Linked DNA regions of Homo sapiens: region 2 is linked to region 1. The links are chromatin loops, found by intact Hi-C in ENCODE. Cell type or tissue: CD14-positive monocyte. All regions are shown on one strand. Links, peaks and the distances in the headings refer to the core of each region. The heading gives the core; the rest is flanking DNA.

Region 1 (8,525 bases), core at 127-8,126:
CAAGTTTGAGTTTTCACAGATCTCTAAGGTAGGGTCAAAATGCCACCAGTCTCTTTGCATTGCAAGAGTGAGCTTTACTCTAGTTCCCAACAAACTCCACATCTCCTTATGAGACCACCTCAGCCTGGACTTGATTGTCCATATCACTATCAGCATTTTGGTCAAAGCCATTCAACAAGTCTCTAGGAAGTTCCAAATTTTCCCACATTTTCTTTTGTTTTTCTGAGCCCTCCAAGTGGTTACAACCTCTGCCTGTTACCCATTTCCAAAGTTACTTCTGCATTTTTGGGTATGTTTACAGCAGTGCCCCCACTCTGCAGTACCAATTTACCATATTAGTCTGTTCTCATGCTGCTAATAAAGACATACCTAAGACTGGGTTATTTATAAAGAAAAAGAGATTTAATGGACTCACAGTTCCACATAGCTAGGGAGGCCTCACAATCATGGCAGAAGGCGAAGGAGGAGCAAAGACACATCTTACATGGTGGCAGGCAAGAGCGTGTACAGGGGAACTGCCCTTTATAAAACCATCAGATCTCATAAGACTTATTCACTATCACAAGAACAGCATGGGAAAAACCTGCCCCCATGAGTCAGTTACCTCCCACTGGGTCCCTCCCATGACATGTGAGGATTATGGAAACTACAATTCAAGATGAAGTTTGGGTGGGGACACAGCCAAATCATATCAGCCACCCATACCTAGATCCCCATTATAAAATTAGGGATACTTCTGTTTTTCTTCATAGGCAAGTACCTAGATGCTACAATTTAATAAGTTTACAAGCATTATGATAAATGTTAAAATTGTGGAATTTTAAAAAATACAGTTGGATGAAAGAGTTTGGCTGGTGTTTTATCTGTTACAGTATCTGTTAGGACTACTATAACAAAATCCCACAGACTAGGAGGCTTAAACAATAGAAATTTATTTTTTTCACAATATCTCACAGGAGGCTGGAAGTCCAAGATCAAGGTGTCAGTGGCAGGTTTGGTATCTTCCAAAGCCTCTCTCCTTGGCTTGCAGATGGCCACCTTCTTGCTGTGCTTTCACATGGCTTTTTCTCTGTACCTATGTGTCCCTAGTCTCTCTCTTCTTATAAAGACAGCAGTCCTGTTGGATGACGGTCCACCCACATGACCTCATTTTACCTTCTTTAAAGTCCTTATCTCCTAGTACAGTCTCATCCTGAAGTGAACTGGGGGTTAGGACTTCAACATATGGATTTGGGGTTGTAAGGGGACAAAGGACATAATGACTGATTTATGTATTTATTTACTCATCTATTTACCTAAAAATAAGTGTTACTGAAGGTTCGTAGACATTTTTCCTGAGAGCTGGTTTGATGATGATATGCTTTCTGGGTCTCTCCACATTGCAAGGTCAAAACTTGTTTTTAAATTTATTATTATTTTGTTTATTTATTTATTTAATTTTTAATATATATTTTTTTGAGACAAGGTCTTGCTCTGTTGCCCAGGCTGGAATGCAGTCATGCTCATTGCAGCCTAGAACTCCTAGGCTGAAGAGACCCTCCTGCCTCAGCCTTCCCAGTACCTGGGAATATAATCTTGTACCACCATGCCCAGCTGGTCAAAACTTGTTTTATAGAAACTATACTTTAGGATTATGGGTAATATTAGGGCCATTTCTTCACAACTTTTATAACTGTGAATAAGTGAAGGATGACCAGAAGTACCTATCAATTAATTTTTTAGTCCAATAGTCAGAATCCAGGAATTAACAGTAAACTCAAAGTTATGGTTTCTTCCAGCTCTGCCAAGGTAAACTACATCCAGTGAATCTTGACATTGCTTTGGGTTTAGCTCTGTTACATGCAGCTGGTATGCATATCCAGGCCCAGTACCCTGCTGGATGGTGCCAGTTTTACTGGGGAGGTTATATGCAGAGATTCTGCTGGTTTGAATCCTGGCTCTGCCACTTGTCAGCTCTTTGGACAAATTGTTTAATCTCTCTATGCCCCAGTTTCCTCATCCATGAAATAGGAATAATAATAATACATAGGGTTCTTGTTAGAAATAAATTAGTTATGCCATTAAGCACTTAGTACAAGGTCTAGCACTTAGCATATACTTAATCAGTGTTAGGTCTTACTATTTAGGAGCAGGGCATATATGGTTTTAGTCTGAAAAGATACCATTTTATTTCCCCAGACTAGCAATGTTCCAAACATAGCTGTATTTTCACATGATAGATACTCAGTAAATTTTTATTGAATGGATGAATGAATGATATTTGAAAATTTCTTATTCTGCACTGAAGTGAAATTTAATTTGGATTTTGAGTAGCATAAAGTCAAAAATGCCTTTGAACTCTGGAGCACAGCAGGAGGTTGCTTTGATTCTGAAAATCTGGAAAGATTTTTTGGAGTGTCTGAGCTCAACATTAATATAACTTTTTAATGCTGAATCAAAATAAGAGATCTGTGACAGCTATTCTTAAGAATTTTGGTCTAGGACTCATTTACACTCTTTAAAATTATTAAAGACCCAAAGAGCTTTGGTTTCTGTGGGATTATCTCAATTTATATTCATTACATTATAAATTAAAATAGAGGAATTTAAAAATATTTATGACATGTCCAAAGAACAAAAGTAAGCCCATGTGGGTTAATCTAAATAATGCTTTTTAAATTGTGTTTTCCAAAATAAAACAGAAAGTGAGAAGAGTAGCATTGTTTTACATTTTTGCAAATCTCTTTAATGTCTGACTTAATAGAAGACAAGTGGACTCACATATCTGCTTCTGCATCAATCTGTTGCAAAACTTGCATTGTATACTTGTAGGAGAATGAGAGTGATAAAGGCAAATAATGTGTTAGTATGATTATGAAAGTAGTTTTGAAGGTTTGGACTTCTTGAAAGGATCTTAGGGATTTCCCACACCACACTTGGAGAGCCACTGATGTAAGTCAAGTCCATTAGGAATCCATAGCCTCTGAGTTTTGCAATCTCCATTTATCAGCACTAATGAGCTGAACAGATGGAAATGTTTACTTCCTTCCATTGATGTTTAGAAACAAGTTGACTAAAATGATTTTCCAATGTCATTCACTCACCCTTCAGTGCTAATGCCCATCCTCAAATAAATGAGAACATTAAATAGCTAGAAAAAAAGTTTGTTGAAGTTATTTGACAAAAATAAAGAAATTTTGATTAGAGTTAACTGCATTATAAATGCTTAAAGACAATGTGTGGCCTTTCTCAAATTTAGAGTCCGCTAACTGGGAATGCCAATTAAGCTTTGACCTGGGATTGGCTGGCAGCATCCCAGGAAAAGTCTGGCAGTGTTGTTGAAGAATACTATAGGACCTAATGCCTTGAAAATTTTTTTTCATTTTAGTATGATCTCCCTCCCACTTTGATGTTTTAGAATTAATTGTGTATCTTAACCTGTCAATCAGATGTGAAATTACTATAGTAAGGTGTAATTTTAAAAACTCCCAGATTAGAGTGATAGGAGATGTGATTCTCTTATTTATTTATTTATTTTTGTAGACGGGAATCTACTAACCTATGTAAAAGGGAACTTATTCTGTTCTACAAGTGCTCTGTGCTATGCTGAAGTTGTAGTCTGTATTCTAAATAATCTCCAATTTTATTTTGTTCCTGCGCTAACAAGTTGTTTTCATCATTTTTATTTTTCAAGAAATGATTTATGACTCTTTAAGAATTTAGAAAAGTTACTATCTTCTATCATTTCTGAAAGACTTGATCCCTCTTCTGGAAATTCTGCTTTTTACATGTGAGCACAGTACATCGTACTCGCCAAAAGGTAGATTATCACGTCCTCCACTGTGATAACTTCCCACGCAGTGGCAGTAGTACAGAACATTCACGTTGCCTCTCATGAATTTTAAGACAAGCTGTAAATCTATTGAATGTCAGGCACTTTCCCATACAAATGCATTGTATGTTGAAAATCTAAATAATCAGGAATTCTGAGATGATTTTACTTTAAGGAGTGTGATCTTCTTTGTCTAGTGAGCACAATTCTTTGTCTTCCCTCATGGTGAAATAACTGAAGTCCCTTTCAGCTTCAAATGTATTTTAAGGTTTTCATCTCATGCTCACAAGAGGGCGCTAATTCCTATTCATGCCTATAGTGGCAACAAGACATTTACTCAAATCTCTCACCTCCAAGGTAAACCGGAGAAACCCTGGCTGAAAGAAAACTGCTAATTGGCTTTCTTCCTTTTTAGAAGAGTAATTTCAAATTTTACAAATTTTAGGTTGTAAGAAAACAAATAACATAGTTGGATTATGTGGCAAACTCAGTTTTAAGGGAGGAAAATTTGATTTGGGGAGCAAAGATTTTGTTCTTTGTTCAGTTTAATTCCTGTTTATTTTTTACTGTATTATTTAGATGATAAATAAAGAGTTGCAGTACACAAGGTAATCATTAAATATGTAAATATAAATGTTTAAATAAATACCAAGGTATTTATTTATTGCCTTGTACAGGTCTAAGCCTATGCATATTCTTAGATTAATCTATGTTGCTATTTTCCTTGCTATAATAAAAAAAAAGTTCTTTAGCTAAATCTAGTTCTGCTCATTTTCTCCCCTGATTTCAAAAGTAGTACACATTTATTGCAGAATCCTCAGAAAACACAGGCAAAGTATTTAAAGGAAAACAATAATTGCTCCATAATCCTATAAATCATTTAATCACAGTTAACGTTGGGGCATATTTTCTTCCACTGTTTTCATGTATAATTGTAATCATGCTGTATATAGACAGATAAATATAGTTTTGTGTGCTACTTTGAAAATCTTAATATTATATCAATCAAGGATCATTTAAATTAAATTGTTTTAACTGCAATTTTAATGACTGTCCAGTATTCAATTTTAACTATTCTTTTATTAATGAACATTTATACATTTATATGCTTTTCCATTTTCTACACTATTATAAATAAGTGTGATGAATATCTTTGTAAGTCTTTGATGATACATGTGATGATTTCCTTAGGACAGATTCCTAGAAGTGGAATTCCTGGATGAAAGAACATGATTTTTCTTTTTCTTTTTCTTTCTTTCTTTTTTTTTTTTTGAGACGGAGTCTCTCTCCCTCACCCAGGCTGGAGTGCAATGGTGCGATCTCGGCCCACTGCAACCTCTGCCTCCCGGGTTCAAGCGATTCTCCTGCCTCAGCCTCCCAAGGCTTTTGACATATACTGCTGAACTACTTTCTAGAAAGGTTTTTTAAAACCAATTTATACACTAGGAAGGTGTTTGATGCTCACTACCTTAATTAGTGCTAAATATTTTAATTTAAAAAATAGCTAATTTGATACATGAAAATGTTAGCTAAGTATTGATATAATAAGGATTTTTTTGATTCCTAGGGAAGTTAGCTATTTTCTGTGTTCATTGTCCATTTTTTTTCCTTTTTTATAAATTATCTTCTCATGACTTTTTTCCATTTTCCTATGTGGTGTAAAAGATTTTATCTTCTAAAATGAGCTCTTAATAGTGTAAGACTAATATATCTCCATCTGCTATATCTGGGGTATTTCTAGGTTTGTAGTTTGCCATTTACTTGTCTATGGTTTTAAAAATATATGCATTTGAGCAATTTTAAGTTTTTATGTATTTAAATCTATTAAATACTTTTGTGGTTTTGGTCATTGATTTTTCTTTTAATGCATAGGATATTGAGGTAATTCTTTATCAAAATTTTTTAATGATAGGGAAAGATTTTCAGAGGCAGAGGCTTAAATTTTAGCTTCATTTAGTAATGGATTTCCAGAAGAAACAAGCAGTTGGAATAATAAATATTAAGATGAAAAATTATTTTTATGTTAATTTGGGAGTAGATTTAGTTTTTACTTGAATTTTAGGAAGATTGTGCTTCATATTGTACCAAAGTCTTTTCTGATAAACTAATACAAGTATTTATTACAGTCATTTTTTTCAGAGTAAATTATTTTATTTCTTCAGATGTGTTTATCTGAACTGAATTTGATTTCCTCTGCTATTGGACCTATCTTCTCCCTCCAAAGCAGTAAAGTGGTGCCTGATTTTTTCATGCTTTAGAAATGTCCAATAACAGAAATAAGGGCCTATTTTCTCTTTGGTTCCACTTTGAAAGAATATTCCTATGGAAAATAACTCTTCCCCCTCCCCTGGCCCCCACCCTCTCCAGTTTGCAAAGAAAATAAATCTTACCAGATTACCAGTTGTATGGAGTCTGTCACAGAGTCCAGGTCCCCTTTACCACATTTACTTAGTGTTTTTCTTCAGGCTGGATTAGTCGTTCCCTTTTTTGTGGACACCAACACCGTGTCCCTCCCCTTCCTTACATCTTCATCATAATGAGCAACAAGCCATGTGGTCTTAAGTGCTGTTTATCTTCAATACACAGTTACTCACTACAAAAACTTTACTTTTCCCTTCACGTTATTTTCTTCACTGGCCCTTTCCTTTGACTCCTAGCTTGCTTCAGACCTAAGTCAGCTTTCCTCTGGCAGAAACCCTGGTTCCCATTCTGTCTCACTTACACTGTCATTCCCTAGTCTCTCTCTTTGTCTCATTTAAGGCTACCTTGAGCCCCATTTCCTCATCTAGAGTTGTCAGATTTAGCAAATAAAAATACAGGACACCCACTGAATTTGAATTTCAGATACACAAAGAATAATATTTCTGTATAAGCCTGTCCCATTACTTACACTCCAAAATTATTCTTCATGTGTCTGAAATTCCAGTTTAATAAGACATCCCATGTTTTATGTGACAACCCTGCCCTCATCCTGTGGCTCATTTCATGGCTCTTGTTACTTTCCTTTGGGGGCATGTGGAGCTTGCTCTGGTAGCCACAACTCTTGCCTGAACTCTCAATCTGGTCCCTGTCAGGCTTGACCTGTTCCCCGCATGCCTAGTGTTATTAATTCTTTTACACAATGTGAATCCATTTTTCAGCTTAGCCTGTACTACTGTCTGACTCATTTATATGTTAGTAGATGCCTTTGTGGTCAGTTTAGATGGAAAGCTAGCGAAGAGCAGCTCCCCACCACATCCCCCAAACTTACACCTTGCTTGGACATCACCTCCTGTGTCAAAAAAGCTTCAGTTAATTATAATTCCCAAAGTTGGTGGTGGAACAGGGCTCAGGTTGGAGAGCTTTTCTTTGTACAGTCCATAATATCACAACCCTCCGTTACCCCATTGGAAGATTTTCTTATGAGTCAGAGGCTAGTTTCTGGTCCCTTGAATACTGTTAAGATTTAACTGTGGTGTAAAGCAAATATCAGCAGGTATAGCTTAAGGATTGGTTTTGCCTCACGATGTTTTTCCTTTTTCCAACAGAAGTAGACTTCAGATACATTCATTTTACCTAACCTGCATCTAGAAAATATTAATAGTGCTTTTTATTTCACTAACACAGCTTGCTCTCTAGTAATCAGCATACTGGTATGTTCCCAATCCTGCTGTGTTCTGCCTTTACATCAAAAAGAGAAAATCTTGCTTAAAACACTCTTCTTAAAGCACAGAGAGTTAAAATTTTATAATTATGTCTTTCTTTTCTTCTCTGTGGCTCTTAGTCCAAAGTCATGTAAGAGGGTCTGTTGTAGGAGAAAAGAGAAAATCCAGTTCTGCTTCCATAGGATGTGCTGCGCGATCATCAATGTCATTGTTCCTTAACTTGTATCCATGGGATCCAGCTGATGATGTTTTCAATATTGGAGCCTTTTGTTTCCCAGCATGATGGGATGATGGAGCACTTTGTACATCTCATCAGGAGTATCTGATTCATGTTTCTCCTAACTGTGCCAGCAAGAATTACTTATCAGAATTTTTTTCCCTTTACTGTAGTAAAAAGTTGCTGTTAGCACAGTTGTGAAATTTCTTCTACCCGTGTTGAGTTTGAGGCCTCTGATTCTTTTTACTCATCGAATGGGTTTCTGTTTTATATGTTTATGGTAACCATGGAACCTTGTCTAGAGCCTCATGTGTAAGATTGCAGACTCTGTTTGTGAGGTGTTCTCAACATCGTTGATTTTGAGACAATGTGTGAGGGGGGAAACTTCAGAAATCTACATAAGTAAACCTCCCACTGAGGTTTGGGTGATCAGATGGGCTAGACCTCCAAAACCTCTGCTAAATCTGGGATTCCAGGATGCACATCATTAAAGAAATGTAAGGGGTGGCAGGAGGTACAAGCACCCTTGATTGTCTTTGAAGAAAGCCTAATTATTCCCATTTCACAAAGCCCCTGATTACATTGTAGAATTACAAGAATTAGGTTGAACATCCAGTTCTAATGTTGTATATGTTGAGGTGCCTGACTAATTCAAAATACATTTCATTGGAGGATATTACAATTTCTAGAAATGTTACTGGATATAAGATAAAGAGAAAATGGAACAGAAAGGAGTTTCTGTTTTCATTCTCATTTATCAGACAATTATTAGTACCCTATATCCTTGGCACTGTGTTGGCTGTTGGGCTTATAAGGTCTCTGACTTTAGGGAGCTCAAATTTTAAAGTGAATA
Region 2 (8,525 bases), core at 251-8,250, 600 kb after region 1:
AAAGCCCTGTTAGAACATATCATACCCAGGCACTAGAAATAAAATGGGAATATTATACTCCCTGGCATCTGTCCTCATCAGGGAAAGTAGAAAAAAAAATGAACCAAAATCTAAAAAATCACCTAACCAAATTAATTCTGGAAACCTGGTTACCATGGACAAGATGCCTTCCTATTGCCTTACCAAGAATCCAAACTGCCCCCCTCAAAAAGACCTTAGCCTGTCTGTCTCTTTCCTCCCTCAGGACTCAAGGCCTCCTAGCGAGATTACATCCTTGTCAAAGGTTGGAAAGAGGGAAAGCTCAAACCCACCTGGGAAGGACCTTACCTGGTACTCCTAACAACTGAAATAGCACTCCGGAAAGCCGAAAAAGGGTGAACCCACCACACAAGTGAAGAAGGCCCCACCTCTGGCAAAGTCATGGACCATCACTCCAGGACCAACAGCCTCAAAACTAACATTCAAACGGGTTTGTCTTTTTCTTCTCCCCTTAGCTACTCAAGGATATCTTACTGTTAATGTAACTATGCTTGTCTAGTCTTACCTTGTGGAGATCTCCAAAGTCAAAGACAGTTAGCTTGTACAGAAAAGTACTTCTGCCCCTCTGTGGAAAGAGTTAATACTCCTGTGTCTTGCATATGGGGGGAATCCTCAGAGGAAGAGTTAGGCAATTGGGGGTTATGGTCTCAGTGGGCAGTTTTAGGGCACTGCCCTAAAACCATACCTACACTTCACCAAAGGGGCCACCCCTTCTGACTGTCAATCTAATCATTGCAATCCAGTACTTATCCATTGTAAAAATTAAAGATCTAAAGCAAACCATAGCCATTGAAACACGGTACCAAGATGCAAATGCCTGGCTGGAATAGATTAAATATTCCATCTGCACGCTAAACAAAAGCGATTGTTACGCTTGTGCGACAGGTAGGCCAGAAACCCAAACTGTCCCCTTTCCACTTGATTGATCCTCTGATCAACCGGGCATGAACTGTATGGTAGCCCTCTTCCAAAATCCCACAGCCTGGGGCAGTAAGGCATGTCAAACCCTCTTGCTGCTATTCCTAGAAGTGAAAAGCCCTGCAGGTCGGCCCCTGAGGGCTATCCAACCCCGTACTACAAATATCAATTTCACCTCGTGTCTCTCACGGCAAGGGGAAAATTTGGCATTCCTTGGGAGTCTAATGGGATGCAGTGAATCTAAGCCTTTTCAACAGCTAACCAATCAGTCTGCCCTTGTTCATCCCCAAGCAGATGTATGGTGGTATTGCAGTGGACCACTATTGGATACTCTGCCAAGTAACTGGAGCGGCACTTGCGCTCTAATCCAATTGGCAATCCCTTTCACTCTGGCATTTCATCAACTAAGCAAAAAGGACAATCGTGAAAAAAGAAGTACCCCCCACGGGTCCTTTGACCCTCACATTTATATAGATGCCATCAGAGTTCCACAAGGGGTGCCAAATGAATTTAAAGCCCAAAATCAAATCGCTGCAGGATTTGAATCTGTATTGTTCTCGTGGGTAACTATAAAGAAAAATGTAAACTGGATAAATTACATTTACCATAATCAACAGCAGTTTGTCAGTTATACTAGGAATGCCATTAAAGGAACAGCTGAACAATTAAGTTCTACCAGCCAGATGGCCTGGGAAAACAGAATAGCCCTGAACAAAATATTAGCTGAAAAAGGTGGGGTCTGTGTCATAATTGGGGCCCAATGCTTACAGAGCCTTAACACCCTAGCAAATGAATTAGCCAAAAATTCTAAAATAGAATTCTAGAATTCTTCTCTAGTCTCACGGAAAAATGGTTTAGAAAATGGAAGGGACTCATAACCTTTACTCCCCTTGCAATTATTATAGGTGTACTCATTCTTGTAGGTTGCTGCATCATACCTTGTATTCGTGGATTAGTGCAAAGGCTTATAGAAAAAGCCTTCACCAAAACCCCTCATGATTCTCCCCTGCCCTACTCACATAAGTTCGTACTCCTAAATGACCAAGAGGAACAACAAATCTAAAATATGTTAAAGAAATTTGAAGGGGAAGAACTATAAAATCAAGAGAGGGAAACTGTTAAGGACAGTAAGTTCCTCTTCAAAGTTCCCTTGGTCTCTTGCTCTGTACACAGCCCTTCCTGCTTGATCTGTAACGAGCACTTGTTCCTCAGCTTAATCTGTAACTAGCAAACCTCTTACTCCGTAAACATCTCTGTCACACCCAGACATGTCCAAACACCCCTTAAACTTATTCTGTAGGCAACTCTTCCCACCTTAGCAACAGACAGTCTCTCCCTCCCCTCCTCTCTTAGCAAACTGCGTGTTCACCATATTTAGAAAGGTTTAAGTCTTAGCCAATTGGGTTAATTTAGATTGTTTGGTCCAACCCTAGCCAATGGGGAAAGGACACAGAAACAGGAACTGTGTTAGGAATAAAAACCCTTTGGCCGGGAGCGGTGGCTCACGCCTGTAATCCCAGCACTTTGGGAGGCTGAGGCGGGCGGATCACGAGGTCAGGAGATTGAGACCATCCCAGCCAACATGGTGAAACTTGTCTCTACTAAAAATACAAAAATTAGCTGGGCGTGGTGGTGGGCGCCTGTAATCCCAGCTACTCAGGAGGCTGAGGCAGGAGAATGACTTGAACCCAGGAGGCGGACGTTGCCATGAGCCGAGACCGCGCCACTGCACTCCAGCCTGGTGACCGGGCAAGACTCCATCTCAAAAAAAATAAATAAATAAAAATCCTCTCTTTTGTTCGGTGTGCTCTCGCGAGCGTGACTGATGCAGGCAGCACCCTTCTGTAGAAGTAAATTGCCTTGCTGAGAAAACTTTTTGCCTGAGTGCTAGTTCTTCTTTGCGGCACCGAGCACTTGTTTCTAACACTGGTTTTTTGTTTGAGTTTTTTTGAGACAAAGTCTCACTCTGTCACCCAGGCTGGTGTGCAATGGTGTGATCTTGGCTCACTGTAGCCCCAACCTCCCAAGCTCTAGAAATACTCCCATCTCAGCCCCCCAAGTAGCTGGGACTACAGGCATGTGCCACAACACCCAGCTAATATTTGTATTTATTGTAGAGACATTGTTTCACCATGATACCAAGGCTGGTCTTGAACTCTTAGGCTCAAGCAATCTGCCTGCCTTGGCTTCCCATAGTGTTGGGATTACAGGTGTGAGCCACCACGCCTGGCTGAAAAGCTGTTTTTAAAAATCAAAAAACAAAAAAACAGGCATTCTGATCTCTAGCCAGATTACTGCCAATTTAAAGGACAATTTGATGTATGGTTCAAAGAGGTCAACAATTCAAAATAAAATATTTTCCAATTTGGTCAAGGGGTGGGGACGGGCGGGAAGCTGGTCAGAAAAAAAAAAAAACAGTGACTTTTTACATTTACCAAAAAAAATTAGAATTTTTTTCTTGCCTGCCTTTTAAAATTTCATTCAACTCTACTATTTTCTGGACATCTCACACTAGTTTCAACTTAAGATTAAGTCTCATCAGGCAGTTGACCTGTAGAGAGCTGTAAGTGTTACTTCTCTCCTACAAAAATTTTTACAAATCAAACTATCATGGGATGTAAGTTTTGAAAACACAAAGTTTCTTAGAAATAAAACTATTACTTTATGATAGGACAGATAATAAATGATAATCTGGTCCTTAATCTACCTGCACTGTTTGGAGAGATATGGAGTCAATAATCTCCCTATGTTATAGGAGTTATTAAGAAATTATTTTAGGCAGATAGAGAAGACAAGGGGTCCTTGGCAAGTTTCTTTTCTTTTAAGGCAGCTCCAGATACATTTCTTGCATAGCAGAAAAATGGCCTGAAGGGCGGGCCAGCAAGCTTTGATATGCAAATGCCAGCCATTAGAAACTGGGTCCACTCAATATGGCAATTCCCACCTTCTTCTTGTCACTACAAGTGCCTAGCATCATGGCCACCCCCACATATCCCCACGTGTGTAGAACATCATGGTGCCCTGCATTTGCATATTAAAAGGCTAGGGTGGGAGGACCAGATTTTTGTGGGCTACATGAATGACATACCTGGTCAACCCAATCCCCTGGACTCTATGCAAATCAGACACCAGCTCCTCCAGCCTCCTAATATAAATGGCTGTTTTCTGCTGCACTCAGGGTTCCCTCTCTCAGCTTGGAGCCCCCTCCCTCTGTCTCTGTATGGGGGAGCCCCTTCCTTCTTTCTTGCCGATTTATTAAACTCTCTCCGCTCCTTAAAACCACTCCACGTATATCCATGTCGTCGTATTTAAACTGGCGTGAGAAAAGGACCCTGGTATTCCCCTCCAGTCATCAGAGTCGTATCATTTTGGTGCACTGGCCGGGAATCCGAGGTACAACATTCACTGAAGTGGTGATTATACAAGCGAGCTTAAAATCTGTTCTATCATTCTGAGGTGCTCTTGGCCTCTATTTTAAAATCAAATCAAATCAATCAAAAGGCATCTATCTGTCTGCTGGTTAGCTACACTTATCGTTGGCTGCTGTTCTAAAGACTCAGATGTGAGGCTTGCTGGTGAGAACATGGAGAACCCCCCAATACCCACAGGTGATTGGGAATGTTGGCCGTATTTCGAATCAGCTTCCTTTCATGGGGAGACCTCGCCGTTGCGCAAGGCTGGGAAAAGTTCTGAGGCAACTGAGCATCTCTGGGCAGGGCACACCCTGGTGTGACTCAAAGACCTCTGGACCAGACCCAGCCTCCAACAGCCCATTTCAGGTGCTGGCAGAGAATCCTCAGCTATCCGGTCATGAAACTTTCCTTCCTTTTCTATCTGTGGTCTCTTACTCTGTGTGTATGTGTCAACTGTGTGGGAATTTAGTAACCGGGAGTTTAACTCAAGAATGCCATTGCAATCTCCTGAACAGAGGGTTCCTCCGGGACAGTGAGCCTCTCTCTCTCAGCCCCTTGGTCTGGAGAGCACACGGCATTTCCAGGTCTCTCTACCGCTTGTCTGAGGAGCACACAGTATTTCTAAGCCAACAGTGCCACCTAGAGGAAACAGAAATCCTCTACATGAGGCACTTTTTTTAATGCTAACACTGCAGCTTCCTTTTGCACTGCTAGAAATCAGGCTCTAAGCCTCTTCCAGGAATGGGAAAATTCTGCTTTCAACAGTTAGAAATTAAATGTCTTCCATAGCCAAATTTTAGTCTCAATATTGTCCCATCAGCAGGAAAACAGCCATTTGGTTCCTACATTTCTTTAAGTCACCTATTCTGTCTCCAACAGAGACAGTACTTAATTAGTAAGGGGATTTTAAGTCTGGAAGTTAACTGAAACCATTTTTCTAAGGGTAAATGCTTTAGCATGGGCCATAATAGCAGGATATAGAGTTCAATCTAGCATAACCCCTCCATTAAAGGGGCCTTCCCCAATTACACAGTTTTCCCTGAGATCCATTTTTTTTTAGGGAGGTACACAGGTCACACAAGTCTAGGAGGTCAAAGGGAAATAACAAGCAGAGGACTGGGACTACTTGGGTAAGTGTGACTAGGCCTCAAAAGTCTAGTTTCTCTGGTGCCATGGCTTGGAGGGTCACACCTACAGCCACAGGCGGCACATTTAACTGGGTGCCGGGACCCAGGAACCAGGGAGGGAGACTAGTTAGAGGAATGCCCCCTACTGTTTTCTTCTCCACCCTGAGTCATACACCAAAAGGAAGGAGACTAAAAGGACACTTTTATTCTCACTTCTCTTTCTAGATGGCCAACAGATCGTCTTCAGCATGCACTCCTCTGGAATGTATTTTAAAGCACTGGGACTCCTTCAACCCTGAGACTTTGAAAAAAAAGTGACTCATATTCTATTGCACAAGAGCATAGCCTTCTTACTATCTTGGGGACAGATAAACCTGGCCCGCTGCGGGGAGCCTTGATTTTAATATTATCCAACAGTTAGATCTTTTCTCCAAACAGAAGGGCAAATGGACTGAGATCCCCTATGTACAGACTTTCTTTGCCCTGTGAAACAGCCCAGACCTTTACAAGTTCTGTACAATTGACCCAGTTCTTTTAGCGGCCACAGGGAATCGTTCCCCAGAGCTAAAGCAGGTTCCAGAGGAGCAATCTGAAACAGCTATTGAATGTCCCAATCCTTCCAGTCCCCCTCCAATCATACTATCAGCTCCTCCAGCTCCACTATCTCCAGTATATCCTACTCTCCCCGCTTCATTCTTACCTCTGCAGGAAATGGCTGATAGGAATGGTGCCATGAGGGTTCAAGTTTCCTTCTCATTACAGGACCTTAAGCAAATAAACAGAGACTTGGCCCAATTTTCTGATGACTCCGATAAGTATATAGAAATTTTCCAAAATTTAACTCAGGTGTTTGATCTCACATAGAGGGATGTTATGTTGCTGCTAAGTCAGACCCTCACTGGGGCTGAAAAGCCAGCAGTTCCACAGGCAGCAGAAAAATATGGATATAAGCAACATGCCTCCTGTAGCAGACCAAGGAGAAAAAGAGGAGACAAGGAAGGTAAGGAAGAAGTGGAAACTCCATTCCCACTAGGAAGGGAAGCAGTTCCAGCGGACAACCCTGATTGGAACCCCAATAACGCAGGAAATGAATGGAAAAGGAAGCACTTCTTAAGGTCTATGTTAGAGGGCCTATGGAAGACCAGGGCCAAACCTCTCGATTACTCTAAACTATCTATGATAGACCAGATGAGAATCCCACAGCCTTTATGGAAAGGCTAAGAGAGGCACTAATAAAACACACCTCTTTATCATGATTCAGTCGAGGGACAGCTAATCCTGAAGGACAAGTTTATTACACAGTCAGCTCCCGATATTGGAAAGAAACTACAGAAACAAGCTATAGGACCAGATAGCACCCTAGAGAACCTCCTGAGAATAGCCACTTCAGTCATTTACAATACAGATCAGGAGGAGGCCCAAGAAAAGGAAAGGAAATATAAGTGAAGAACAGAGGCTCTAGTAGCAGCATTGCACGCTTGTAAAGTCCAGGATCCCTGAGGTGCATCTGCTAGCTGTTATCAATGTGGCAAGTCAGGGCATTTTAAGAGGGAATGCCCAGGCAGCAAGACGAAGCCACCTTGACCCTGTCCAGCCTGTGGCGGAGACCACTGGAGATGGATCTGCCCCCAGAGGCAGAGGTCGCTGGGTTCAGAACCAGTCTCATAGATGGTCCAGCAGGACTGACGGGTCCCGAGGCTTAAACCCCCGGCTCCAGCGACTCAGACTGCCATTACAGCACAGGAACCCTGAGTGATTCTGGAAATTGAAGGAAGGAAGGTAGATCTCCTTCTGGATACTGAAGCCAGTCTCTTGCTCCTCCTCTCTAATTCAGGCCTCCCCTCTTCCCAGAGCACAACCATAAGGGGTGTATCACGAAAAACTCTAACCCAATATTTTTCTCAACCCCTTTTGCAGATGGGGAGACTTACTATTTAAACATGCCTTTTTAATCACGCCTGAAAGTCCCACTCCTTTATTAGGTAGATATATTCTAGCTTGCATGGGGGCCTGCAGCATCTTTACAGCCCCAGGACAAACTCTATCTCCCCCTGATGGAAGCTAACATTAATGTGGAAGTGTGGGCAACTTAAGGAAGAATAGGTTGAGCTATAACCACTACGCCAGTCCAGATCTATCTTAAGGATCCCACTTCTTTTCCTAACCAGAGATATTATCCCTAAGGCCAGTGGCTAGGAAAGGGCTAGAAGCCATTATTAATAACCTAAAGATGCAGGGCCTCCTCAAACCCTGTAATAGCCCCTGCAACACCCCAATATTAGGAGCACAGAAACCCAATGGGGAATGAAGCCTGGTTCAGGACCTTCGCCTCATTAATGAAGCTGTAGTTCCAATCCATCCAGTGGTCCCTAATCCCTATACCCTGTTAACTCAAATACCTGAGGGAACTAAATGGTTTACAGTCCTAGATTTAAAGGATGCCTTTTTCTGTACACCGTTACATCCTGACTGTCAATACCGGTTTGCCTTCAAATATTCCTCCAGCCAGACGCCCAGTTAACACTGACGGTGCTGCCTCAGGGATTTTGAAATAGTCCTCATCTGTTTGGACAGGCACTGTCACAAGACCTCTCTGAGTTCTCTCAACCTTAAGTTAAGGTCTTGCAGTATGTTGATGATATTCTGCTATGTGCCCCAACTGAGGATGCTTTTCAGGAAGGCACTGAAGCTCTTCTCAATATGTTAGCTAACAGAGAATATAAAGTTTCAAAACCCAAGGCCCAGCTCTGCAAAACCTCAGTGAAGTACACCTAGGCTTAGTGCTGTCTGAGGGGACCAGAGCATTAGGGAAGGAGGGAGTTGAGAATATTTCTTCCTTTCCCCTCCCCAAAACCCTCAAGCAACTCAGAGGATTTTGGGGCATTACAGGATTTTGTAGACTATGGATACCTGGGTATGGTGAAATAGGCTGTCCATGATATAACCTCATAAAATAAACTCAAGGAACTAAAACTCATCTTTTAACCTGGGAATCTGAAGCTCAAAAGGCCTTTGACCAGCTAAAGCA

Evidence for each region. Hi-C counts contacts between places; a loop is a spot of excess contacts. Peaks named below come from ENCODE experiments on the same cell type or tissue, not always from the same donor. Only the 100,000 strongest peaks of a DNase experiment are listed, where the experiment ranks them.
Region 2: it touches region 1 in a loop (4-fold over the local background); 23 of 110 quality-filtered maps call a loop at or near these places.

The regions. Positions count from the first base shown.
Region 1 is chr6:117,972,132-117,980,656 of GRCh38, forward strand. The region is part of intron 1 of SLC35F1 (solute carrier family 35 member F1); the gene reads left to right. Among named protein-coding and RNA genes, the nearest start is that of SLC35F1, 69 kb to the left of the region's middle. In CD14-positive monocyte, for the core only: CTCF peaks have their summits at 4,062 (motif pointing right) and 4,262; no DNase peak of the experiment used is centred there.
Region 2 is chr6:118,576,007-118,584,531 of GRCh38, forward strand. All of the region lies in intron 2 of CEP85L (centrosomal protein 85L), which reads right to left. It overlaps LOC107986524 (a long non-coding RNA gene), which reads left to right. Exons shown (of 5, transcript XR_002956384.2): 4 at 245-469; 5 at 5,723-6,292. Among named protein-coding and RNA genes, the nearest start is that of PLN, 32 kb to the left of the region's middle. In CD14-positive monocyte, for the core only: CTCF peaks have their summits at 5,042 (motif pointing left), 5,247 and 5,451; DNase peaks (open chromatin) are centred at 4,675, 4,995 and 5,745; H3K27ac peaks cover 3,052 bases.